Linked DNA regions of Homo sapiens: region 2 is linked to region 1. Evidence: chromatin loops called from intact Hi-C (ENCODE). Cell type or tissue: heart left ventricle. All regions are shown on one strand.

Region 1 (5,000 bases):
GGTAATAGAACAAGTTAAAACACCACAAACTTTGCTTTTCTTATAGAGGTTCAGCATCTTTTCTTGAATTAATGTCCTTTAGATTGTTGTAAACCTTTGGTTAATTTCCAAAGTTTTGAAGAAAATGATTTTGATAATTTTCCAAGTATTTTCATTGTCGTCATGGAGGAGTGCATTTCCTTGGCTATTCCAGAAGTCCCACCTCCCTTCTGAGATTTTATAATGGTATTTCTTATGGTTATCCTAAATATACTTGGCAAGTCATCTTATAAACCACCAATAATAGCCTCTTAAAAACTCAAAAATTACTTCACTTGGCTAACAACATAAATGCAAATTAATTCAATAATTATTGAAGAAATTAAATTTTTAAAAATTAAAAAATTGCAGTGTTGAAATTCTCAACCATGCTTATCCAGATCTTTTCCTATATTACTAACTGTCCTGGGCTTATCTTAAATACTTCTCGGAAGATTTACTTGTTTTATACCAGGATAGGCAAAGTATGGCCCATGGTGCATTTTTGGACTGTATGCAAGCACGGTTGCTATAATTTTTAAAAGGTTGAAAACTTTAAATGGTTGTAAAGATGCTCATTAACTGTTTATTAGGCTTCATTAATTTTAAAATATACAGAGACTATCCTGTTCAACTATATTTGTATCCTATTTCTAATTCTCCCAACAATTATATACACTGGCAAAAACTCTTCAGATGATATATAAGGAAAAGGTCAAATATACTACCAAATTCATCCAGCTTTCCAAAGATGCTCAAAATCTTTCTGTGTCTCTCACTCCCTCCCTTAACCCACATACCACATCTGAAAAAAAATGATATGGTGTAACGATGCCAGTATTCTAAATGCTTGAAGGGCTTATCACATGCCCTTTCCAAGCTGTGACAGAAGAATGTCCCCTGGACCACGGCATCCTATCAATCTCACCTCTGAAGGTGACCCAGCCTCATACTTCACTGAAACAAAGACCATTAGACACCAACACTCCCAACTTCTTTTATTTCCACTTTAACATTTCTCCATATAGTAATCCTCACTTTTCTACTCCCTGCCATCTCAGAAAAGGAATTCTCTCTCCTCTTTTCCACAGTTAGCTTCTCAAATTTGTACCTTTAATTCTACCCCTCCCAAATATTGCAAGACTTGCTCCACTAATTATTTCCTCTCTTGGAATCTTAATCTCATCATCTTCTCTTGATCCTTCCCCTCAGCCTTTAAAACTCCTAGACCTTAAAACACTCTCTGCGATCTGACAGCCCTTCAAACCAATATACTCCCTATCTCTCTCTCTCCCCTGGTTCAATGACAAGATCTTTGGCCAACTTCTTTCTACTCGGACCTTGCTATTATTTCCTACTAGGCACCCACAAACCCTTGCTTGTTAAACTGATCTCCTTCAAGACTCAAGAAAAGCGCCATGCGGCTCCCTCCTAGGGCTCTCCTGCCCTCTCCTCACCGATGCCGAGAGTGGTTCTGCTGGAGAACCGCCGCGCCTGCAGTTCCTGCACCTTTTCCCGGAGCTGCGCCAGGGAATTACGGACGAACTGGAAGGGGCCGAGAAGAAAGGTCTTGGCCACCACCTCTAGCTCCAAGCCTTTTCGCTCTTTCAGACTTTGGATCCTCCCCGGGGAGGACCTCCAGGAGCCCCTTGGCAGTTTCCCGCCGCCTAGGGCCGACTTTTCCATCTCCTCCTCTACCTCCGGCTCCCGGGCGAGGGAGGCCCCGCGCCGCCCCTTAGACTGGCTGCGGCCGGAAGATTGCAGCCGCTTTGAGCTTACTCCTTGTTTTCTCATAATCAAGGAGTATGGTGGAGCTGGGTCAATTTCAGGCACAGCCCAGCCGAGTCAGGCGAGGTCCAGAGAGACCTGACTCGCCTGGCAGCCTCAACGGACTTGTCCCCGCAGCCGTTGCGGACCTCCCGGTCGTCATGGCGACTGTGAAATGTGGGGTGGGGCGCATGCGTTGGAAGCCATTCGCGCGGGCAGTCCCTGAGTGTCCCCTCACGTGCTCCCCAGCGCGAGCAGCACCCCCGCCTCTGCGCTTCCCAGAGCGTGCAGCTTCCGGTGAGGGCAGCCCCACGCACAGCCCCCCACACCCTCCCCAGCGCCTGCAGCCTCCGGTGCGCGCAGGCCCCAAGCCCACATGCGCAGTCCTCACCTTGCGCGCAGCCCCATGTACAGCCCCGGACGGGCTCCCAGCCCCACTGGCGCAGAACCCATCACCGCTTGCCCTTCACGCGCTTCATTGGGAGTGCAGCCCCCACCCCGAGCGCGCAGCTCCACGCAGCCTCTCCACACTCTCCCCAGCGCCTGCAGCACCCCCAGTGCGCACAGCTCTGCCAGTCGCTTCCCCGGGCGCCGCCCCTGCACCACTTCGGCCCATAACCTTGCGGCGACTGTCTGAAGAACTTCCCGTGGTTTCATTCTTTTCTTCGGGTTTAGTCTTAGCTGTGACATTTTAACCAAAAGATTACACGTTAATTAACGAGGTATTAAAGGGAAAGATCTCAGCTGAAAGAAATGACTGTAGGAAGTGTGTCAGGGAAGCCAACGGAACCGCCGGCCCGCCGGCGGTGCGCCCGGCATTAGGAACGTCTCTACTCCCCTACGATCGCTGAGGTATCGGACAGTCAGTGCCCGTTGCCAACGCAGAGGGAACGGGCCGAGACTGCGGGCAACAAGTGGCAGAGCCGGCGTGAGTCCGGTGGGTCTGATCCCAGAGCCTCAGGTTGACGCCACTTCCTTGGCACGGGACAGCGTTTACTGAATCTTAGAGCAAAATGCTTTTCCAATAAGGTTCCTCAGAAGTCATCAGCCCTAGGAGCGGTGTGCTCAAGCGCTTTCAGCACCAGCCAGGACCAACTAAGAGGGGAGCGCTTAGCTCCCAGTCACCGCACAGCCCTACAAGAGGCCAAAGCGGCTGGCACAGATGCACTGGGGCCACTGACATTTTCCATGTCCTCTGTCACGGGCCACATGCTGGAGCCCACACCGCTTCACTTCCCATCTGTTTGATGATGGATCACATTGAACTCCCATACCCTAACTGACCAATCTAAAGCCTGGCTCATTGTGGCCAGGTTAATTTTTCCTGATGCAACACAGCACAAAAATGTTCGTGGCCCACAAATCAAGTCCTAGGCTTGCTCACCAATGCCTTCAATATTTGCCCAATATACCTTTTCAACTTTAATTTCCCACTTCCTCGGGCACAAAATCTTCCATCTCAGTCATTTCAGGTAAAGTCCACAACCTGAGACATCATAACTGCTGAATTCCTTTATTCATGTGGAAAAGCCATCCCTTGGCTTTTGCATCCTTTTCTCCCTGCCCATCTGAATGCTGTCACCTTCCAAGCCCCAGCCCATTTCTCCAGCCCATATTAATTATGCTTTTTCTGAAGGTCTAGAGCACTTAACTGACAGTACTATTTATCTTCTCACTCAGTTAAATTCAGTAAGTGCTACTACTGCTCATTTTTTGTTTTGGGAGATTTTTTTCAAGCAGCATTTCTGCATTCCTGGCATTGTGTTTGGTGCTCAAAATGTTTTCTCACTTAATCATGCAATGACTGTATGCAAATTTTAAAATCAAGCATCAGGATGTAGTTATTTGCCCAAGTTTTAACAGCTAATAAATTCTATCTATCCAATACTGCATTTAAAATACAAAGTATTTACGGTGGTTAAGAAGAATATATTCTTGAATGGCTAGGCAAACTCAAAGCACCTTATTTTAAAATATGACTGTTTTAATGTGTTTTGGAACAATAAGTGAAGTGGAGTGATTGTTTTTCTTTTTGGTCAGTTTGGTTTTTCTGGAGTTTCCAATTGCCTTTTGCATCACTTGGTGTCCTGATGGGATACAAAATGCTCTTACCCATGGTCTAGCCCTTGAAAGTACAAATCTGGTCATTTTTATCATTTAAAAAATTAATCTTTTTATAAGAATGTTCATTGTGCTATTATTTATATCGTTAAAAAATAGAAGTGGCCTCAGTATCAAACACTAAGTTATGAAACATTCATATAGTGAAGCATTACAGCCACTAAAGTCATTTTGCATGGATATTTAATGATATAGGAAAATAGTCATGATATAATGTTAAAGGAAAAAAGAAGCAGGATATATTTTATGATTCATATGTTTAGTAAACACATAAAATTAACTGTGTGCCATGTGCTGCTCTAAATCTTTTACACAGGGGACTCATATAGGAAGATTACCAATGTATGACCTTGAGCTAGTAATTTAGCCACTCTAGGATTAATTTCCTCATCTGAAAAATGAAGACAGTTATATTTGTCTTACTGATGGTATGATTGAATGAATTAATGCTTGTAAAGCATCAAAAACACAGCACATGCTTAAACAAATGTTCCTTTATTATGTTCTAGACCGGCCATCCTATAGTGCAGTAGTGAGGATTTTTAGGTTGGTGCAAAAGTTGTTGCTATTTTTGCCAACACTTCCAATTAATATTTTGCTCACTTGGTTTCTTTGTCATCAAGTGATATGTTAGTAATTATTAAACAGTAATACATGTTTTAGGTTCATTAGTTAACTGAGAGATAGTTGCCTAAATCATTATGTATCTACTCCTACTAAGGAGAGGAGTAGATTTGTGTATAAGAGGGAAATCATGACACTTAGTTTTATGTGCAGTTGAATAGAATCATGGATGTTTTCATGTTTTTACAGCTTCTGTAACAGTGGTCACTTATTTTGACCTCATTATTTTGAATGGTTATTTGAGTCACATTTTAGCTGTATACTAACTAATCACTATAATGACTAATAACTTAAAGCAGTTACGTTGATAATTTAATCTATGATTAATTGACAATTAAAATAGCACATTATAATTAGATAAGATGCAATATATTCTTGCATTATCTTATCATCTTTGAAACAGAGATGTCTCATGATTTAGCTTTTTTATATATATGTTTTTATTATACTTTAAGTTCTAGGGTACACGT
Region 2 (5,000 bases), 130 kb after region 1:
GATTAGTCCACATCATCTACAAGTCACCTCCAATATTAAGTATATTCAATTCTATAATTTCATGTTGAATTCTTTTTAAGAGATGGGGGTCTTGCTATGTTGCCCAGACTGGAGTGTGGTGACTGTTCACAGACAAGATCATAGCATACTACAGCCTCTAACTCCTGGGCTCAAGAGATCCTCCTGCCCCAGCCTTCTGAGTAGCTGGGAATATAGGTATGCAACACTGGCCCAGCATCATTCTGAATTCTTAAATGGGGTCATTTTTAGAAATTCTTATCTATGCTTTGGGTCTAGACTTTTTTTCCTAATCTGCTACAACCCAGTTATAACCTCATCTTGACTTTTAAATGTTTTTAGATTTTAATATCCTCTTTATAGTAATTTAATTACAATTTTGCCATAATCTCTGTTAACTATGATTTAACTTTTGCACATCTAATGTGCCCAATTCTTGATTATCTTTTAATGTTTTTAATTTTTTTAATCGTGTGATTTTTCAGGGTTATGTTTACTACTTAGTGAATTTTAGGCACAGGGTGCACAGTGCATGTATACACTTGAAGGGTTCTCTGATGCTTTTGCTTACACAAACTAAATTAATAGCCCCCCTTCTGCTATACTCATAATTATGAAAAAAAGAGTGAAGTGCTGCAATAAAAGCATACCTGATGCATGAAATTATAATAGAAGCAAATAAAAAAGAAAACTTTTTCTCCCCTAAATTAATATATAATATTTCTACAATAGAAATTCATCTCTTGGTGATACATTTAGGAGATTTTATATACTTAGGAAACTAAAATTGCCTTTAGCTACAGGTAAGCTGCCTAAATAGTAGTAGAAATGGAGAGAAGTGGGGTGAAAAACAAATATTTATGACCAAAAGGAATAAAAACTTAGCTGTCTTTGAAAAGATAAATTTGATTCACATAGGATAGTATTATATTATTTTCTCTTCAGAACACAATTTGTCATAGAATGGATCATAGTCTGAATGAACACTGAATAATTTTTTTAGGTTAATCGCCCTTACCTAAAAAGAACTTTGGGATACATAAAAATTAGAACATCAAGTAAACAACTTCTTACAATACTGAAGCCTACTTAATAAGAGAAATGCCGTTGCTTGAATCAGCCATCGGCTGATGACTCATCTCTTAAAGTAGGCCTCAACTACCGAGCAAAGAGATCCTTGCTTGGAGGGTTATGTATAATATAAGAGAAAGGAGGTTGCCATCTTGTAGCCTTTAAGTGATAACTTTTCGTGTTACTGGTACACTCCAGTAGGATTCTCTGGGGCCAGCTAAATCCACCTGGCATGAATTTCAAAATGCCCCATCATAAGGTAGTCTATTCACAGTTGGAGGTCTAGCCCTTACTCCCATTTCCTCTCTCTATTGATGTGTAGCTGTTGTAGGACACTCAGATCTCTATTATAGTCCACTGTGGTCTGTTCATTACCCAAGGAAATGGTTTCTCCACAGTTCTTGTTCTCAGTTTCTTACTAAGTTGTCAGTCACATTGCTTAAAACTTTGACCACCAAAATATCATTGCTCCCTAGCTTTGGAAAATGTATTTATAATTCTTCAAAAATTAAAATATTAAATAAATTGAGAGATCCATTAATTCATTTCTACCAAATAATTGTTGAGCACCTCCTAATGTTTAATTTCTCCTTTCCTCCTTCCTAGTCTACGGAAATGGGCATTAGTGTCTCCTTGCAAACTCAGACAAACTAATAGCTGAAGGGGGTAGTGGATTTATTTGTAAAGTTATTAATTTATGTACTGCTTGGAGCAACAAAAGTAATATCTTATTCCTAAAGGGCCTTTTGACCGGGCATGGTGGCTCACTCCCATAATCCCAGCACTTTGGGAGGCCAAGGCAGCAGGATCACTTGAGCCTAGGAGTTTGAGGTCAGCCTGGGCAACATAGTGAAACCCCATGATTTTTCATTTAAAAAAAAAATTAAAAATAAAACAGAGGGCCGTTCCATAGTTTTCATTGTAGCAGAATAAATAAATATCTAATTTGTCAGCAAAATATGTGAAAGCAAGATCTTATGATAACCTCACCTGGGAAGTAAGAAATATATGTATTTTGGTATGTTAATGTATGGGTGACAGAACAAGCTGCAGAGGAGACTAATAATTTATTTTTAAAATATCAAAATATAGGCTGGGCATGGTAGCTCCCGCCTGTAATCCCAGCACTTTGGGAGGCCAAAGCAGGCAGATCGTTTTGAGCTCAGGAGTTTGAGACCAGCCTAGGCAGCATGGCGAAACTGTATCTCTACAAAAAACACAAAAATTAGCACCTGTCGTCCCAGGTACTTGCGGGGCTGAGGTGGAAGGATAGCTTGAGCCTGGGAGGTCAAGGCTGCAAGTGAGCTGTGATCACGTGACTGCATTCCTGCCTGGGCGACAGTGAGACCCTGTGTCAAAAAAAAAGAAGAAGAAGAAGAAGAAGAAGAAGGGCCAGGCATAGTGGCTCACACCTGGAATCCCAGCAGTTTGGGAGGCTGAAGTAGGAGGATTGCTTCAGCCCAGGAATTCAAGACCAGCCTAGGAAATATGGTGAAACCCTGTCTCTACAAAAAACAGAAAAACTTTGTGCGTGGCAGCACAAACCTGTAGTCCCAGCTACTAGGGAGGATCACCTGAGCCTGCGAGGTCAAGGCTGCAGTGAGCCTAGATCACACCACTGCACTCCAGCCGGTGACAGAGCAAGACCCTGTCTCAAAAAAAAAAAAAAAAAAGTATTAAAATATAAAAGTTGGGCTATTTCTGTGTTTATAACACCTTTCCTTAATGAGAGGTGAATTTATAGGCTGTGTCTTCAAAATGTATAATAATTGAACCCAATATTAAATATAATACCAGACTCATTTCTCCTCTATTTGAGCATTTATCTCTATGAACTTTAATCTATAGCCATTTAAACTGCTAATATTTAAATATACCCAAATTATTTCCTGTAAAATTATGGGAAATTATTGTTTTTTAATATTTTAATTTTTTAACTTGTTCTTTTTGAAATAATTTTAGACTTAACAAAAATATTGCAAAAATGGTACCAAAAAAATCCATTACACCTTTCATCCAGATTCCTCAAATGCTAACATCTTACATAATTACCGTATAATTATTTTTTTCAGGAAAATAACATTGATACAAAACTGTTATCTAATTTACAGATACACACATTCCCACTACTGTCCATTTTCTGGCCCAGTTTCCAATCCAGAATCACACGGTGTGCTTGGTTTCATATCTCTTTGGCTTCAGCCAGTCTGTGACAGTTTCTCAGTCTTTGTTGACCTTGTGACTTATGAAGAGTACTGCCCATGTATTTTGTAGAACGTCCTTTAGTTTGGGTTTGTCTGATGTTTCCTTACAGTTCAGTTCAGGTTATGTATTTTGGTTCCGAATACCTCAGAAACAACATCGTGTCATCCTCAGTGTGTCATATTTGTTCCCGTTACTGATTATGTTAACTTTGATCACTTGGCTAAGGTGCAGTCTGCCTAGTTTGTTCACTGTAAAGTTACTGTTTTTTTCCATTGTGATATTTACTAGGAGATTCTCTGGGACCATGTAGATAACCTGTTTTTCAATATGATTACAAGGTCCCACAGTATCTCCCTTTCACCCACAAATGTTAGCATCCATATAAATACCCAAAGACAAATAAAGAGATAAATGCCATTCATTGAATCAGTCATCAGCTGATTATTCATCTCTTAAATTAGGCCTCATCTTCAGAGCAAGGAGTAAAATGTTTAGTAGTCTTAAACGTTTTGATTTTAAGAAACAAAAGTAAAAGGAGCACATCATTTGAATATGATGAATTATTTTGGAACAAAGAATTAAATTGTTTGTTATATGCAAATAAATACATAAAAAACAACCAAGAAAACCTCATAAAAATCCCCAGAATCACTGGATAAAAATTTAAAAATAAAGAAAGTGCAATCCCAATAAGACTTTAATGTTGACCATTCATTAGGAAAAAAGCCTACTGCAATAGTCCTGTCGATAAAAAAAAGAAGAAATTGAGAAAATAAAAAAGCCAACTATTAGAAGAATTTAGGGCCTAAAGAAAATTATATTTCTTTTTCTTTTTCTTTTTTTTTTTTTTTTTTGTGACAGAGTCTTGCTCTGTCATCCAGGCTGGAGAGCAGTGGCACGATCTTGGCTCACTGCAACCTCCACCTCCTAGGTTCAAGCAATTCTCCTGCCTCAGCCTCCCAAGTAGCTGGGATTACAGGCACCTGCCACCATGCCCAGCTAATTTTTGTATTTTTAGTAGAAATGGGGTTTCACCATGTTGGCCAGGCTGGTCTCGAACTCCTGACCTCAGGTGATCCACCTGCCTCAGCCTCCCAAAGTGCTGGGATTACAGGCGTGAGCCACCATGCCCAGCCTCATAAATTATTTTCATACCATATAGAAAGCATAATGATAAGAATATGCATACTCTACCATGTTTATTGTTATGGAAATACAGAAGAAAGGCAATTAACTCAATCTAAGTAGAGTTAGGGGTGTGGGGCCTATCAACAAATGTTTTCTAAAGGAGGTGATAGCTGAGCAGTCTTTAAAATGAGTAGAAGTTAGCAAGGCAGAAAAAAGATTATATTCCCAGCAGAAGTGACATCAGAGGTTCATAAGTGATAAACTTGGGTTTATGCATGGAATTGCAAACCAATCAATATTCCTAGAGCATGAAGAAAAGGTAAGGTAGCTGAGATGGGGAGGATTGAGCAAGGGCCAGATCATGGTGGGCCTTGTATGTACCACATTAAGGCTCTTGGACTTTATTCTAGGGTAGTGAAAAGCAATTGAGGATGATTAAGCAGGATAGTGGTATTGTCATGTGTTTATGTGTGTAGATTTCTTTAGCAGCCATGGGGGAAAGTGATTTGAAGGAGACAGCTGGGTGCAGGCAGACCAAGTAGGAGATTGGAAGTATCCCACAGAGATAAAACTAATGG

What was found. A loop is a pair of places that touch in the nucleus more often than their neighbours do. Peaks named below come from ENCODE experiments on the same cell type or tissue, not always from the same donor. Only the 100,000 strongest peaks of a DNase experiment are listed, where the experiment ranks them.
Region 2: a loop joins it to region 1, with 3.0 times the contacts of the local background. A loop is called at or near these places in 51 of 110 quality-filtered maps.

Annotation. Positions count from the first base shown.
Region 1 is chr12:63,666,582-63,671,581 of GRCh38, forward strand. It overlaps DPY19L2 (dpy-19 like 2), which reads right to left and starts at 1,912. Exons shown (of 22, transcript NM_173812.5): 1 at 1,476-1,912. The coding sequence starts at 1,812. RefSeq lists enhancers at 1,809-1,868, 2,318-2,819, 2,820-3,319. In heart left ventricle, no CTCF peak of the experiment used is centred here; DNase peaks (open chromatin) are centred at 1,600 and 2,010; H3K4me3 peaks cover 3,379 bases; H3K27ac peaks cover 2,996 bases.
Region 2 is chr12:63,792,834-63,797,833 of GRCh38, forward strand. The region is part of intron 3 of RXYLT1 (ribitol xylosyltransferase 1); the gene reads left to right. Among named protein-coding and RNA genes, the nearest start is that of RXYLT1, 15 kb to the left of the region's middle. In heart left ventricle, no CTCF peak of the experiment used is centred here; no DNase peak of the experiment used is centred here.